2 separate regions of the Homo sapiens genome follow, and region 2 is linked to region 1. Evidence: chromatin contacts called from ENCODE Hi-C or POLR2A ChIA-PET data. All regions are on one chromosome and are shown on one strand. The core of a region is the stretch at or near the end of the contact, and the rest is flanking DNA. Distances in the headings are between cores, read along the strand shown.

What was found. A loop is a pair of places that touch in the nucleus more often than their neighbours do. ChIA-PET counts read pairs that join two places held with the same protein, here RNA polymerase II (POLR2A).
Region 2: a map of breast epithelium shows a loop between it and region 1 (20-fold over the local background). The contact joins the enhancer-like site here to the promoter of PABIR1 in region 1. A Hi-C loop is called at or near these places in 1 of 168 maps with a recorded cell type or tissue (breast epithelium). POLR2A ChIA-PET finds 5 or more read pairs at or near these places in 1 of 52 experiments (activated CD4-positive, alpha-beta T cell).

Annotation. Positions count from the first base shown.
Region 1 is chr9:68,777,594-68,784,694 of GRCh38, forward strand. It overlaps PABIR1 (PP2A Aalpha (PPP2R1A) and B55A (PPP2R2A) interacting phosphatase regulator 1), which reads left to right and starts at 2,472. Exons shown (of 1, transcript NM_138333.5): 1 at 2,472-7,101. The coding sequence starts at 2,572. The coding sequence ends at 3,435. All of the region lies in intron 2 of PIP5K1B (phosphatidylinositol-4-phosphate 5-kinase type 1 beta), which reads left to right. RefSeq lists silencers at 1,961-2,375, 2,493-2,732 and an enhancer at 2,380-3,208.
Region 2 is chr9:70,559,128-70,566,228 of GRCh38, forward strand. All of the region lies in intron 22 of TRPM3 (transient receptor potential cation channel subfamily M member 3), which reads right to left. Among named protein-coding and RNA genes, the nearest start is that of KLF9, 150 kb to the left of the region's middle. Within about 2 kb of position 4,349, at least 7 of the 41 ENCODE cell types and tissues checked have a DNase peak (open chromatin) inside an H3K27ac peak, as active enhancers do.

The DNA of each region.
Region 1 (7,101 bases), core at 1,222-3,721:
AAGGGTAGAAACTGGGAAACCAGCTAAGATCTCTAATAGGTGTGTTCAGGCAAGAACCAAATAGCATATATGTTTTATTTTGTGGGCTCATCACCATCCTTGTGTTTTATTAGTAAAGGTAATTATTATGTTTATCCAGACATGGACGAACAATATCTGGTACATTTGAGCCACATTGATAATAATGTAGTAATATGAAGTTAACAGTAATATGCTGTGGGTATTATAAATTGAGTTCTATATTTAATGTTCTTTTCTACTTACCTAATATTAATTTTTTTGTAGACATTTCCTCCTCTCTCCTGTTTTTATTGAATAATTTGTAGCATTCTTTCAGCCACTTACAGTTGAACTTCAGTCATTTGTGTCTCCTGTTCATCCTCTGCACAGCATGCTATTAGGTTCTGTTGTTGCCTTGTCTCCCAAATCCATCTCCTTCTGCCTTTCCCAACTTTGGTTTTAGACCTTTGTTTCGTCTCAGAATTAGCCATCCTTCTCTAATTCATGCGAAATTCTCTCTTTAATCCATGTGAAATTCAGAAAAAACAATACAGGTTTTTGAAATGAGTCCTTGATTCAAATTGGTTCAGATCTTTGTTCTTCCGTGTACTGGCTGTAGTGCCTTTTGCAATTTTTGAACCTCAATCGTTCCTTCGTAAAATGAGTATAACAATATCTATGCAGTGAGGATTAAGTGGGATTATGGAGTGTTTAAAGTGCCTAGCAGGGAGTAGGCACTTAGAAAATGTTGGTTCTTTCCACCTTGTGTTCTTCTGCTTCAGATCTCTTAATTTCTACAACTCTAAATGTGCTATTTTCCTCTCTCAGTAAATAATACTACCATCTCACCAGTTTAAATAAAAAAAGCTATGAGTCCCCTTCGAATAATCTATTTCTTTCACAATCTAAATTTAATCCATCTGCAAATCCTATTTGTTCTAACTCAACACATATCCTCAGTCTCTCTGCTTCTCCCCATTGACACTGCTACAACCCTAGTCCAAGAATCTTATCTGTACTGTTGCCATAGGTCCTGAATTCATCCTTCTGCCTCCACTCTGGTCTTCTTTCAGCCTGTTTTCCACAGAGCCTAAGTGATATTTAAAACATAAACCAGATAATATCAGTCCCCTGCTTAAAACCCTCCAGTGGCGTTTCATCATATTCAGAATGAGATCCAACTCTTACCCTCTCCTAACACTCCCGCTCTTATGCTTCAGCGGCACTGCCCTTTTTTCTTTTTCTGCTAACTCATCAAACTCATGGCTGCCTCCGGCCTTAGCACTTGCTATTCTCTCTGCTTGGAATACTCATTCCCCAGATGTCCACGTGACTTACTGCTTCTTGTCATTTAGATCTCAACTCTAATTGTCCCCTGACTTCTATCAGTAGTGCTCCATCACACCATCTTACTTTTCCTAAGGCTTACCACTATCTGAAAATAGCCTGCGTTTCTCTATTTTCCCCTCAGTAAGAATTAAAAGTTCATACTAGGGCCCATTTCCTAGCAGTGTTTGGCACATAGTAAGTATGCTGAAAAAAAAAAACCTTGACTGACTGAATAAATGAACAAATAAACTCACTTTTAATGAGATATCAAGGTTTTATATTAATTACATGAGCCAAGAATTGTGGTTTCATTTTTAAAATGTGAGGACCTACTGGTTTAATCCTTCATACTTCACACATATGCTTGTGCTGGAACTATGACTGTAAATCAATAGCAATACCATCCTCTGTTTTGGCTTCTTCCCCTAACCTAAATAGTTCTCAGATTTACTTTTCTCTCCATCTCCACTGCCACACTGTCACCTTAGTGCAAATGACCATCCTCTCTGGCCTTTTTTCTGTAAGGTTTTAATCTCCCAATATGTATTCTCCAGACTGCAGGCCAGTGAGCTTTTCAGTTGCTGTTACACCCATGCTTGAAAACCCTTTAAGTTTTCATTGTTCTCAAGATAAAGACCAGAATGTGGTCTGGTCCACCACCTCACGTCAGGCCAGCCCTCACTCTCCACTCCAGGCCACACTTTCTCCTCCCCTCCTGGTTCCCGCCTGCCAACTGGCTGGGTAGCCGTTGCTTCCCGCTTCCTGCAAAGTTCTACATCGCACCCATTTCGCCCACTTCTTCAGATTTCAGGAGATTGTTCCTTCCTCGAGGAAGCCCTCCCTGATTAGGCCAAGCGCCACTCCACGTCATACAGCCCCACATCACCATGGGCCTCTCTTTCAGGGCTTTGTTTTATGAGTATGCAATCCAGAATATGACAATCTTATTGACATGCGTCAACGCGAGCTTGCGCTCAATAGCTATTTGCCGAAGGAATATACGGACTAGCGGCCCGACCACTCCTCGCCCCTCCCCTACCACTGCCGCGCACATATTACGCATTAAGCAGGCGCCGCGAGTACGGACATCGCGAGCGCCTGCGCGAAGGGCTACGCATGCGCAGAGGGGCCAGCCCGCTGACAGATTCTCGGTGGCGGCGGCAGCGGCGGCGGCCCTGGACTGCGGGGAATGGGAATCCTAGGTCCCTGACTGAGCACCTCCCCCGCCTCCCTGCCCCCGACATGGCTCAGGAGAAGATGGAGCTAGACCTGGAGCTGCCTCCGGGTACGGGCGGGAGCCCGGCGGAGGGCGGTGGCAGCGGCGGCGGCGGGGGCCTCAGGAGGTCTAACAGCGCCCCCCTGATCCACGGCCTCAGTGACACTTCGCCGGTGTTCCAGGCCGAGGCGCCGAGCGCCAGGCGGAACAGCACAACGTTCCCGAGCCGCCACGGCCTGCTGCTGCCGGCCTCCCCTGTCCGCATGCACAGCAGCCGCTTGCACCAGATCAAACAAGAAGAGGGCATGGACTTGATCAACCGAGAGACGGTCCACGAACGGGAGGTGCAGACCGCAATGCAGATAAGCCACTCCTGGGAGGAAAGTTTCAGCCTGAGTGACAACGACGTGGAGAAATCCGCCTCCCCCAAGCGCATCGATTTCATTCCTGTGTCACCAGCACCGTCACCCACTCGGGGAATTGGGAAGCAGTGTTTTTCGCCATCCTTGCAAAGTTTTGTAAGTAGCAACGGATTGCCTCCAAGCCCTATTCCCAGCCCAACGACCCGATTTACCACCCGGAGAAGCCAGAGCCCCATCAATTGCATTAGACCAAGTGTTCTTGGACCATTGAAAAGAAAATGTGAAATGGAAACTGAATATCAGCCAAAGAGATTTTTCCAGGGCATCACCAACATGCTTTCTTCTGACGTTGCACAGCTGTCAGATCCTGGTGTGTGTGTATCTTCGGATACCCTTGATGGAAACAGCAGCAGTGCCGGATCTTCTTGTAACTCACCAGCGAAAGTCAGCACTACCACCGACTCTCCTGTGTCACCTGCCCAAGCGGCTTCTCCATTTATTCCACTAGATGAACTTTCGTCTAAGTGATTCACTCATCCTGAGACTTTCTTTTTGCAGTGGAGAGAGAGAATAATCTAGTTGGGGCAAACACTGAACTTTGTCAATTAATTTGAGGCTATTTCCTATTTGACCCCTTTTCTTTTTTGAAATTCCCTGAAATGATGTTATTCTAGAGAACTTCTATGTCAGGTTCCTTTGGATACCCTTGAATTCAGTGTAGTAATATTTTCAGACGTTTCCCCAATAAGTGTGTTGAAGCATACATCTTTACGCTGCTAATATGTCTAAATACATATGTTATCCCTTGATTTTTTTAAATAACTGAGAGCTCTATTTATTTATGGGATTATTAAGTTCTGATGAAAATATAAATGTTGACTTAATCAGCATAGTAAACTGATGTTTAAAATTCCATACTTCATGCCCACACTAATTTTTAATGTTATTTTCAGTGGTTGCCGATTTCCATTTGATGAAGAACTATACAGCTTAAAAAAATACGTTAGTTATATCTATCTAGTGGTTGTCTGTTTTACCCAGGAATTCTTGGATATTTAGTTTTCTGGGTACTGAAGTGGATGGGAGGGGGAATGATTAAAGAACAAATTATAAAAGTTTGAACAAATCTTTTCAAATTAAGTATATAAAAGTAAACTTTTAAGAAAAACATTTTTAATGAGATTTTAATAGTAATTCTAGTCAGTCATACAACTATAACTACTATAGAGAAAATAAAATTTTTTCCTTTTTTTTTTTAACCGGAAAGTGCATTTGCTTGGGTGTAATCCTAAAGTGAAATGGGACAGTGCCTTGCAGTCTTTGCCCACTATACATAGGCTAAGGCTAAGCTCTTTGTACTACTGCAAACTTAAAAGTTTTTCAAATGTGGGAAACGTGTGGGAAGGCTTGTTGAACTTTGGCGCACTCAGGTAAACAATACTCTCTCAATTGTTGATATACTTTAAAATATTCAGTTGTGCCTCAGTTCCAGAAATTATTGCCAAACAGGAGCCACAGCAATTTTTGGCTACTTTTCTGCTCTGCCCATCTGTCACCTTACTGGTTTTCCCTTGTTCAGGAAGGAAGCAGCTGTTTCCTTGCCAACAGGTCCCTTCCTCTCCATCTCCCACCAAACTAGGGCACCATTGATTAGACAAAGGTACAGTGTAACTTGGGTTTCTGACAGCAACAACAGGACTGTGAATTGTTTAACCTCTGTGGTTAAAGCTACAGCTTGAGTTGACTGCCTTGGGGATGTCAGTTAATTAAGGGGTGATGATTTGCAAGAGAAAATTAGTGGAGAGTCACATAGGTAAATCATTATTTAACTTAGGTTTTCCTAAAGTTAGAATAGTCGAATGTTCTTTTCTTTACCTTTACAATTAAGACAAAATGTTTAATAAGAATAGCAAAAATTTTTTTATATTATGCATCCTTATACCTCACATATCTTCCTTAACTAGATAGTTTGACAGAAAGAATGGCATACAAAGAGGAAAGGGGAAAAATGACTCAGAACAAGACAAAAGCTCTGACTGTTTAAAGTTATCGCTTACAGAGACTTTAACAATTTTGTGGAATTTTTACAACTATGAGAGTAAATGGAACTGGTCAACTCTTGACAGTTGCCTCAAGATGGAGTGAAATTGCATCGAGGGTAAGACTGTGTCCACAGGTTTAAAATTCTCTCTTCTGAGTAATAGTGTTCATGTGCTCCCATTCTCGACCCTGTTGTTGAAATTCAAACTTAAATAGCCTGACTTCTTGTTGGGTAACTTGCCCTGCCTCCAGAGGTATTTGAACTTCATTATCTTCAACACAGGAATTGTTAATCTTCTCACTTCACCTGTTCTTGCATTAGCTCAATTGATGTCATCACTGATTTCCTAAACTAGAAACTATGGAAGCATCTTTGACTTTTCCTTTTCTCTGTTGGATTAGCTTAATCACCAAGTCCTGTCAACTTCTGAAATGAATCTCAAATTTCTTCCCTTCTCTATCTGTTGCCCCTGATTTTGCCTTAAGTTCTTGCCTGAGTGATCTCCCAGCCTGTCTTCTGTCTCCTTTTGGTTCAGTCTTTATACTGCCTCTTGAGTAATCTTTCTGAAATTTAAACTTGATATTTTTCGCCCTCTTGCTTGAAAACTTCACTTGCTTCCCCATTTCCTACTCTTTAAGGAATGATTTCTTTAGCCTCAGATAGAAGGACCTTTATGATCTGGCCATATTCTGAAATAGCTTCAATCCTCTCCTCATCTCTGTTCCAGTATACATCTTTCCTTCTTATTCTGCAAACATTAGACCACTTGATATTCTTTAAATATGTCATGTACTTTTCTTGTGTCTGTTCTTTGGGATAATTCCTATCCTTTTCAGGGAGGCAAATTGCACGTGAGTTTAAGTATGAAGGCAATGTATACCTGCTGATTGTAAAATATTTAAACATTGTACATATCTGTGTGGTTTTAAAAGTCTGCTTTTAATTATGTAAAATTCATCTTCCCTTTCCACAGATAACTTCTGTTAACAACTTGATATCTATTGTACAAGATGTGTTACTGGCATTTCCATGTATATATGTATATAAATGCAGGAAACCAACATGTCATTGACACCTCTCTTCTTTACTTTTCCCCATATCTAATCATTCCTCAAGTCTTACTGATTTTTATCAGCTAGAATCTATCTCCTTATTTCTACCTCTATTGCCACTCTGATCCAGGCTACCAGCATTTCCCTCTTAGGCTTCTGAAGCAACTTCCTAACTCCCACTTGTGCTCCTCACACTCACTCTGGTCGGCTATCCATTCATTCTCCATACAGCAACTAGAGTCATTCTTTTAAAATTGCGGACCTGATCCTTCCATCTCCCAGCTGAACGCTTTTCATTTGCTTCCTGTTCTCATGAGTATGCCAAAATGTATTAATTCTGGGCTAGGAGGCCCTGAGGAATTTGGTCCTTCCCTCCTCCCCCCTCGTTTTCTGTGCTTCGCCCTCACTGGCTTGCCTTTCTTTTCCTTAAATACATCATGTTCTCTCCTATTTTAGATCCTTTTCCCCGAAGGTATGGAAACATTATTTCTGTAAGCTTATTCTTCTATATAGATGGGAAGTTTTTAAATCAGATAAGGTTCTAAGGGCATGTGGACAATTTACGTTATCATAGTATTGTTCATAACGTCCATCATTATTCTGTAGACTGTAAGGGCTTACTTAGCTCGTGTAAGAATTATCCTTCAAAAAGCATTTTTAAGGTATTAGTATTGCTAATCTATAAACTTTGTGCAAGAAGTCCTAAAGTCAATAGCAACATTTATTTAAAGTACAGTTTGTCATACTTAATAAACCTCTGGTATATTTTCCTTTATTATGCTTGTTAAAAACACAGTATAAATGGGAGAAATCATTAAAGATCATTAACTCCAAGGCTGCTGGATGTTAGGACCCTTAAGCATACTTAAAAGATTGATTGTAATCAAGAATAACTTGTATCAGATTGCCTTCCAGTGATTCACATTTATTAGTTCAACCAGTTACATACCTGTAGCAAGAGACCAGTTTATTTGGCAATAAAATTGGGGAAGGAATCAAGACTTAAATGAGGAAAGTGAGTCTGAGAACATTTTTTTTCAGGGTGTGTTTATAGATTAGTAGAACAATTTTGAAGATCTAACAGAGGTGGGAGTCAGGGGA
Region 2 (7,101 bases), core at 3,099-5,598, 1.8 Mb after region 1:
TAAGCCTCACAGGGCAAGATTTTTGTCTCTCTTGTTCACTAAACAGCCTCTAGAACACTACCTGGCACATAGTAGGTGCTCAATAAACAATGGCTGAATGCCTGCAGACATGGATGTCACACACTGCACATGTGACCTGCAATGTCAGGCCACATTCTGTGAGTTACAGCTCCTCTATTTCACTGGGTGTCTATTTTCCTGTTTATGTCAAGACCTCAACAAGTATCATCATGACCTGTCAATATAGGGTGGCTCCTGTGAGAGCAAAAAACTGACAGAGGGAAAAAATAGATTTTTTGGTTTTTGGTTTTTGGTAATTGCCAAGGTTAAAGCAATAGGTCTGGTCTTTGACAAAAGCTATAGAAAATCTCCCTCTAGATGCTGTTGTGTAAATCTCCATGGCAAACCAACAATACCCCATCTTGCATCCATGACAGACGTTGCCAATTAATCTTGATGTTTTTTCCCTCTGAGCCAAGATGTGACCTTGGAAACCTTCTCAAGACAAAACTCCTGAAAGCACACCAACCAACTGAAATTGACGCAAGAGAAGGGACCTTTCTCTCAGTCCCAGTAGAAATGGGAATGTGAGGTCTGGGGTGAAAGATCAGTGACATTCTTCTTTTCAGGAGCCTCCTCAAGCCCACATGGCCTGGCCAGTACCTGCCCTATACCACCTCACAGTTGCCCAGGAACCAAAAAGGGTCAGAATAGGACATCCTACTTATTTCAGACACTGATACTTGTGACGAGGGACCATCCTGAGAGGGCTGTGGAATTCCCCCACATACATCCTGGACCTGAGGACCCTGCCCCCTGTGTATTTTAAAAGATAGCTTTAAAAATGGTGCTTTCCCAGAAAATCCTGGTCCTAGTTTTTTCCTTATGTGGGATCGTCAAAAGTGAAGGAGAGTGGAGATTTGGGAATAAACATCTGTGGAAAGCATATTATGTGGCAATCTCCATGCTGGGCACATTACATTGGCCATTGTGTTTCATCTTCTTACCAGTTCTGTAAGAAACGCATTGTCCTTGTTTTACAGCTGAGGAAACATGTGCCGAGGGGTGAAATGCCTTACCAAAGACCACACAGCTAATAAGGGGATAATGCCAGAACCATTCCATATATCCAAAAAATACTGAGTTCCTGCTATGTGCCAGTGGCAACTGGCAGTGAAGATACAATTACAAATAAAGCAGAAATGGGCACTACCCTCTGTCTGACCCTGAAGTCTATATGTATTCTGCTCTACCTCACATGGCCTTGCCAATGTAATATTAGTGGCCACCTACCGCAGGCTTAAATGGAAGGCCCTGTGCTATGAGCTTTACGTATATCACCTCATTTTAATCTTTACCATATTTTGACATGATAGGTCTAATGTTTCCCATTTTACATTTGAAGTAGGGAGGCTCAGAACACTTTAGGGTCCCTGTCAGGTAGCTCAGAGCCAGGAAGAACAAAATCAGGATGTCTATAAAAGCCTGGTGAGCTACAAATTCCCTTTCCTTGGTGCCTCTGAAGAAGGAGCCAACGTGGGATTGAGAGGAATCTCTCAATTATGAACAAATCTAGAAACAGTTCATTAGACATTGATTATTCTTGTCCCTATCAACATGAATAACTTGGCCTGAGCCGTTCAGATGAAGTACGAGTACACAGAACAGTTTAAAAGTTCAGAGGGTGGAGAGAGAAATTAGGTTCAAGTAAGAGGTATCAGGGGCAGGCACCTCCACCCCAAAGATTAAGACACTTGCCCTGTTGATTTCATCCTATAATATGCAGGGAAAAGAAGTATTTATTTATTTAATATGCACACCATCTTGTCCCTAAAAAGTCAGAGAAATTTAAAATGGAACACCAATGTTTGATATAATCAGAGTCATCCTTAAAAATATGGCAAAAAAGGATATTTCTTGAAGAATGCCCCTTCCTCTCCTGTCTGAAGAAATGTTTCAAAAGCTCAGTCCAAATCACAAGCAATGGAATAAAGAGCTTAGTTGAGTATCTGACTACATTTATCCTATTTTTTTTATAGAAAGGATTTTCATCTAAAAATCCATCTTGAAAAGATAACGAGACAAAGAGGATTTCTCCACCTCCTTTTGAAAATCTATACAGTTCGCCATGGAGGATTTAGAATGCCATTAGCACAGCTGCTGTGGCTTTACTGGGAGGACAAATTTGATTTAGATAACGCTGCCCTTTGGCCTTTTCCTGACACAACGTTTTCCTTGGCAAGACAACTGGAGATGCCTCCCTTTGCATGGCTACATCTTTCTAGAAGTTTCCTTATCTGAGGCTCTTTGATTGTGGTGGGTCCAGGTGGAGGTTTTCTCTGTGGAAACATGAGGCTCTTTCTATTGCTTTCAGTAGGTGACTGCCAATATCCTCTTATAATGGACAAGAAGAGCAAAGGTCGCTGAAAACCAGGCAAGCCCAACTTTCTAGAGTCAAAAGCACCATCTACTAGCATCCCCTTTTACTTCTTTTGTGGCTTAAGTTTTTTCTCTTCACCTAACCCAAACACTAGGTAAGATGCTAACTGATAATGATATGGCGCAAAGGCAGCCACTGGAAATTGGTGGGAGGCCTTGGTTTCTCCATCCATGAACAAAGGGAGTTGGGTTATTGATATTCTCTACAGTGCAACAGACACACAGCTTGGGAAGTCCAAGATGGCTTTAGGACACACAAGCAGGGCATTAAATGGCACTGAACTAGATAGTAAGGGATGACACTGTCAAGCTTCTTTCCATCTTCCTGACGCCATCAGAGAGAAAGTGTTAGTTTAAGCATACTATTCTTTTAACACTTCCTTAATGTTTGCTAAATTCCCTTTTTTAGGAAAGACTGAGCTCAAGCATCTGGTAGAATTTCACAACAATGTAGCGTTTTTCATTCTGTTTATTTTGTGGTTATCCTCTATTTATGTCAAATGATACTGATTTTCAACTTGTGACCCTAAATCTTTAAAAATAAATTAAGTTTCTAAAAAATGAGCCAATTTAACAAAAAATATTTAAGAGTAGAACAAAGGTTATAAACTAGTGAATGGGGGTATGTGGTTGACTGAAGTTTGGGAAATGCTGGATTAGATTATCTCTAAACTCCATCTATTCCTGATATTTTGTCACTCCACGATTCCAGGAAAAGGAGCAAAAGACTTGAATTTGCCCCAAACTGAATCATCTATCCCAGGAGCCAACTGTAGGCCACTTGTAGAACCTTAATCTTTTTATTCCTGGTAGAAAAGCAAACTAGCTCCCACTGCATTAAATGGAATTCAGCCCCTACCTGGGGAAAAAAAGGGACCAATGATATAGCCTCCAACTCTTCAGGGCCATCTTGGCTTCTGGTCTATCTGCTATGTGCACACAGTTTCAGCTTTGAGCTATTCAGAACCCACTATTAAGCTCAATGTCTCATTTTTTAATCCAGTAAATTAGCAGGATGTCGCAAATCTAGGTATGTTGTGTGTGTGTTGGGCAGGGGGGAGGTATGGGGGGAAGAGCGTCCTGGGGGAGAAGTGGGGAGAATTCAATTCCCTGTTACTTGGTTCCATGTTCTTCCTATCCTATATATCTAGCTTTACCTGGAAACAAAAATTATTTATTTGAAGAGGGCTTCAAAATTCTAACCTTAGTATTTCATTATTTTGCATCAGGAATTAATATCAGAAATATTTTATGCAAATCTTGCCTTGGAAGAATATATATCTAAACTAGCCTATTGTACACGCCAGTGGGTTTGCTGTCATGATTAGGAGATCGATTGCATTAACAGCCCCAATTTCTCTCCCCTCCCTGGATCCACACTGCTTTGTCATGTGATGTTAGAGTTTCTATCACTAAACAGGTGGGATCTCTTTCTTCACCTCTTGATTCTGAGTTTGGCCATGTGGTTTGCTTTGGTGAATGGAATGTTAGCAAATGTGACCCACACAGAACCTTGGAAAAGCCCTTAATGTTTCTGTTTCCACTTTTTGGCTTCCGCCATTACCATAAGAGACATGCATGAGCTAGCCTGTTGGAGAATGAAACACAGGGAACCTTTGCTTCTAGGTGCTTGTTTTCTGAGCTGAGGCTGTTCTGGAGGAGGTGATAGCCCGCTGACCTCCTGGCAGGTGATTGAGCCCAGCCCAGACCAGAAGAACCATGCAGCCAACTCTCAGTCTTCTGAGCTCAATACGTGCTTATGGCGTTAAGTTCTGAATTCTAGGGTGGTTTTTCCTGTATCATTTTTGTGTTGATAGATACCTGATAAACAAGCTAAATTTCCCTTGCCCTGCTCACAGCTGGAAGAGGTAGCCCTACGTCCTTCAGGCTGACAAAGTCCTTTCCTCATTTCTTCACTTCTCCTTTCACCCAATTCAGGCTACAGATGATTGGAGCAGATTCCACCATTGACCAAGAAGGAGTGAGTTCATTGAATGGCCAGTGACTAATCAGACTCTTTGTGTTTAGAAATAAAACAGAAGTGCAGAGACTTAAGTTAGATGATGGCATGTACTTAAAGAACATATAGAGCCTGACCTCACTGGGTCATGTAAAGCAAGCCATATGAGAGAGGGATGGTGGAGGAAGGGAGAAAGGAAATGGGAGAGAGAGCAAGAGAGAAAGAGAGAAATGATTGATTGATTATTGATTGAGGCAGGAGAGAAGTATAGAGAAAAGCAGATGAGTGTGGTCATGTCTTCTGATTCTGACTTTACAAAACCACTTCTGGTTTTGTTCCCAGTCAGCTCACGCATGTCGTGCTCTGCTTCCTGTCTTTGAATGCCTCTGTGGTTTTCTCTTAGGCACTTACAGTCAGTCTTTATTGAACCTACTCTGTGTAGTTTTGTTTTCTTACAATCAACATTTTTCTCTGGTTGAGAACATAGTCGCTAAGACTTCAGAAGGAATCAGTTTCCTTGCCTAGTAGTTTCATCAGAGAAGGGAGGGGCTGTGAGAAGGGAGAGGGAAGCTCTGGGAAGGGTTAGAAGAATGGAAATAATTGTGTTTAACTCAGTTTTACTCAGGGCTTGCCTCATCATCATCATTACACCTTCCTTTTGATATTTGCATATACGAAATAGGATTAGATAAGTTCTTTCCTTCTTCAAACCAAAACAACAGAAAAATTTCAGAGAAAACATAAAATAAGTTACTCTTTCAGATTTTTGTGTTGCTGTCCACCTACCTATAATTCATCACAACTCCCTGACACGCAACAATACACCTTTCTGAGCAATGAGGGCAGGAGGAGGCACCCCTTCCCCTGTAGGTGAAGGGAGCTGGAGTCCATTCTCATTGCCTTTACTGTGGAAGGTTTTCCCTGTGAGTCCACACTACCTCAGCCTACAGGCCACACACTAAGGAATATGCTTGTTGTTTCTGTTTAAAATGGAATTGTATTACTTTTCAGAAGCCCATGCATATTTAGGGTATTAGAGTATTCAAAGAGGGAAGAGCCAGGGCCCTCTTCAAGAGGGGCCTTCTTAGGAAAAGAACCAGCAACCTCATATCAGGGCTCTCTGTGCCTGGAAGGATCAGTCCAGTGAGCCAGACTGCATGTCTATGTGTAAATGCACATCAGGGGACATGAGGCTACACCACCTCCAAAGAAATAATCTATGGCTCTTGTCGACTCCCATTGCATTGTGCCTGAGGGGTTATATGATATCTACAGAAATGATCAATGTGGCTCCTAATATTCAGGAATGCGTATATAAGCAAATAAGTTCCTGCTGACATTATTTACAAATCCCCTGGTAAGAGACAATGCAAGAAACACATCTGTACTTACAGCTCACGGTTCAGGCTCGAATCTCTCTGATCTGCAGGCACTAATTCCTCTCTGTGCCCTCTGGATCCCAAGCTCTGTTTACTGTTAAAACTTGAGCTTTTCACGCTTCAAGTGATGCTCCTCAAACAACCAAGAATCCAGACAATAGGCAGTCCACATTCCGCTTAGAATCTAAGCAGCTGTTGGCTCTTGTGTTGGGACTATGTGTCCAAATGTATGCTGCATATGAACTGCTAGGAATATGATAAAATAGTTGGGTGACAGCACACCCTTGTATAGTGGGCTAACAACGTTATTCTTTCCCAGAGCAACATTGACACGTCAGTTAAAATACAACAAATAAACATTTTCATCTTGGCAGATTTATCTGTTTTTATTTTTATTTTTTTTTTGAGACAGAGTTTTGCTCTTGTTGCTCAGGCTGGAGTGCAATGGTGTGATCTCAGCTCACTGCAACCTCCAACTCCTGGGTTCAAGTGATTCTCCTGCCTCAGCCTCCCAAGTAGCTGGGATTACAGGCACAAGCTACCATGCCCAACTGATTTTGTATTTTTAGTAGAGACAAGGTTTTGCCATGTTGGTCAGGCTGGTCTCGAACCGCTGACCTCATGTGATCCACCCACCTTGGCCTCCCAAAGTGCTGGGATTACAGGCATGAGCCACTGTGCCCAGCCTAGATTTATCTGTTAAAAAATAATAAACTGAGATACCAATCAAGTGAATTGCGGTGGGGGCGGGGGCGGGCCAAGAGGGAAAGAATAGGCAAGGCACTTTGCTGTTCATCATTTTTTAAATTATATTTTAAATAATCACATTATCCCACATTACTAAATCATTTTGTGAAGTCACTAGACACAAGGCACTAACCTTGGGTAGGTTCAGATTGAGACTTAGATCTGGCATTTTGCCATCTATGTCCTATGGGTAAGTCCTTTGATGTGTCTGAGCCTCAGTGTCCTCATTTCTAAGCCTGACCTAATGATGATAATAGAAATAGTGTTAATAACAGTGATGATGACACATTTCCAGCTTCCCTCATCATTCATTCAACAGGTATTTATGGAGCCCCTATTGTGTACCAGGCACTATTCTAAGTGCTCGGGATGCATCAGTGAGCGAAACATCAAAGATCCCTGCCCCTAGACTATCTATACTGGGAAAGGGATGGTGGTGGTGATAGTGGATGGACAGAAAAGAAACAATAGCATAATAGATAAATAAGCTAAGCAGGCTGTCAGTAGGTGATAAATGCTGTGGGAGAAAGTACAGAATACAGGGTAGGAAGGATCAGGTGTGATGCGGGAAGCCCA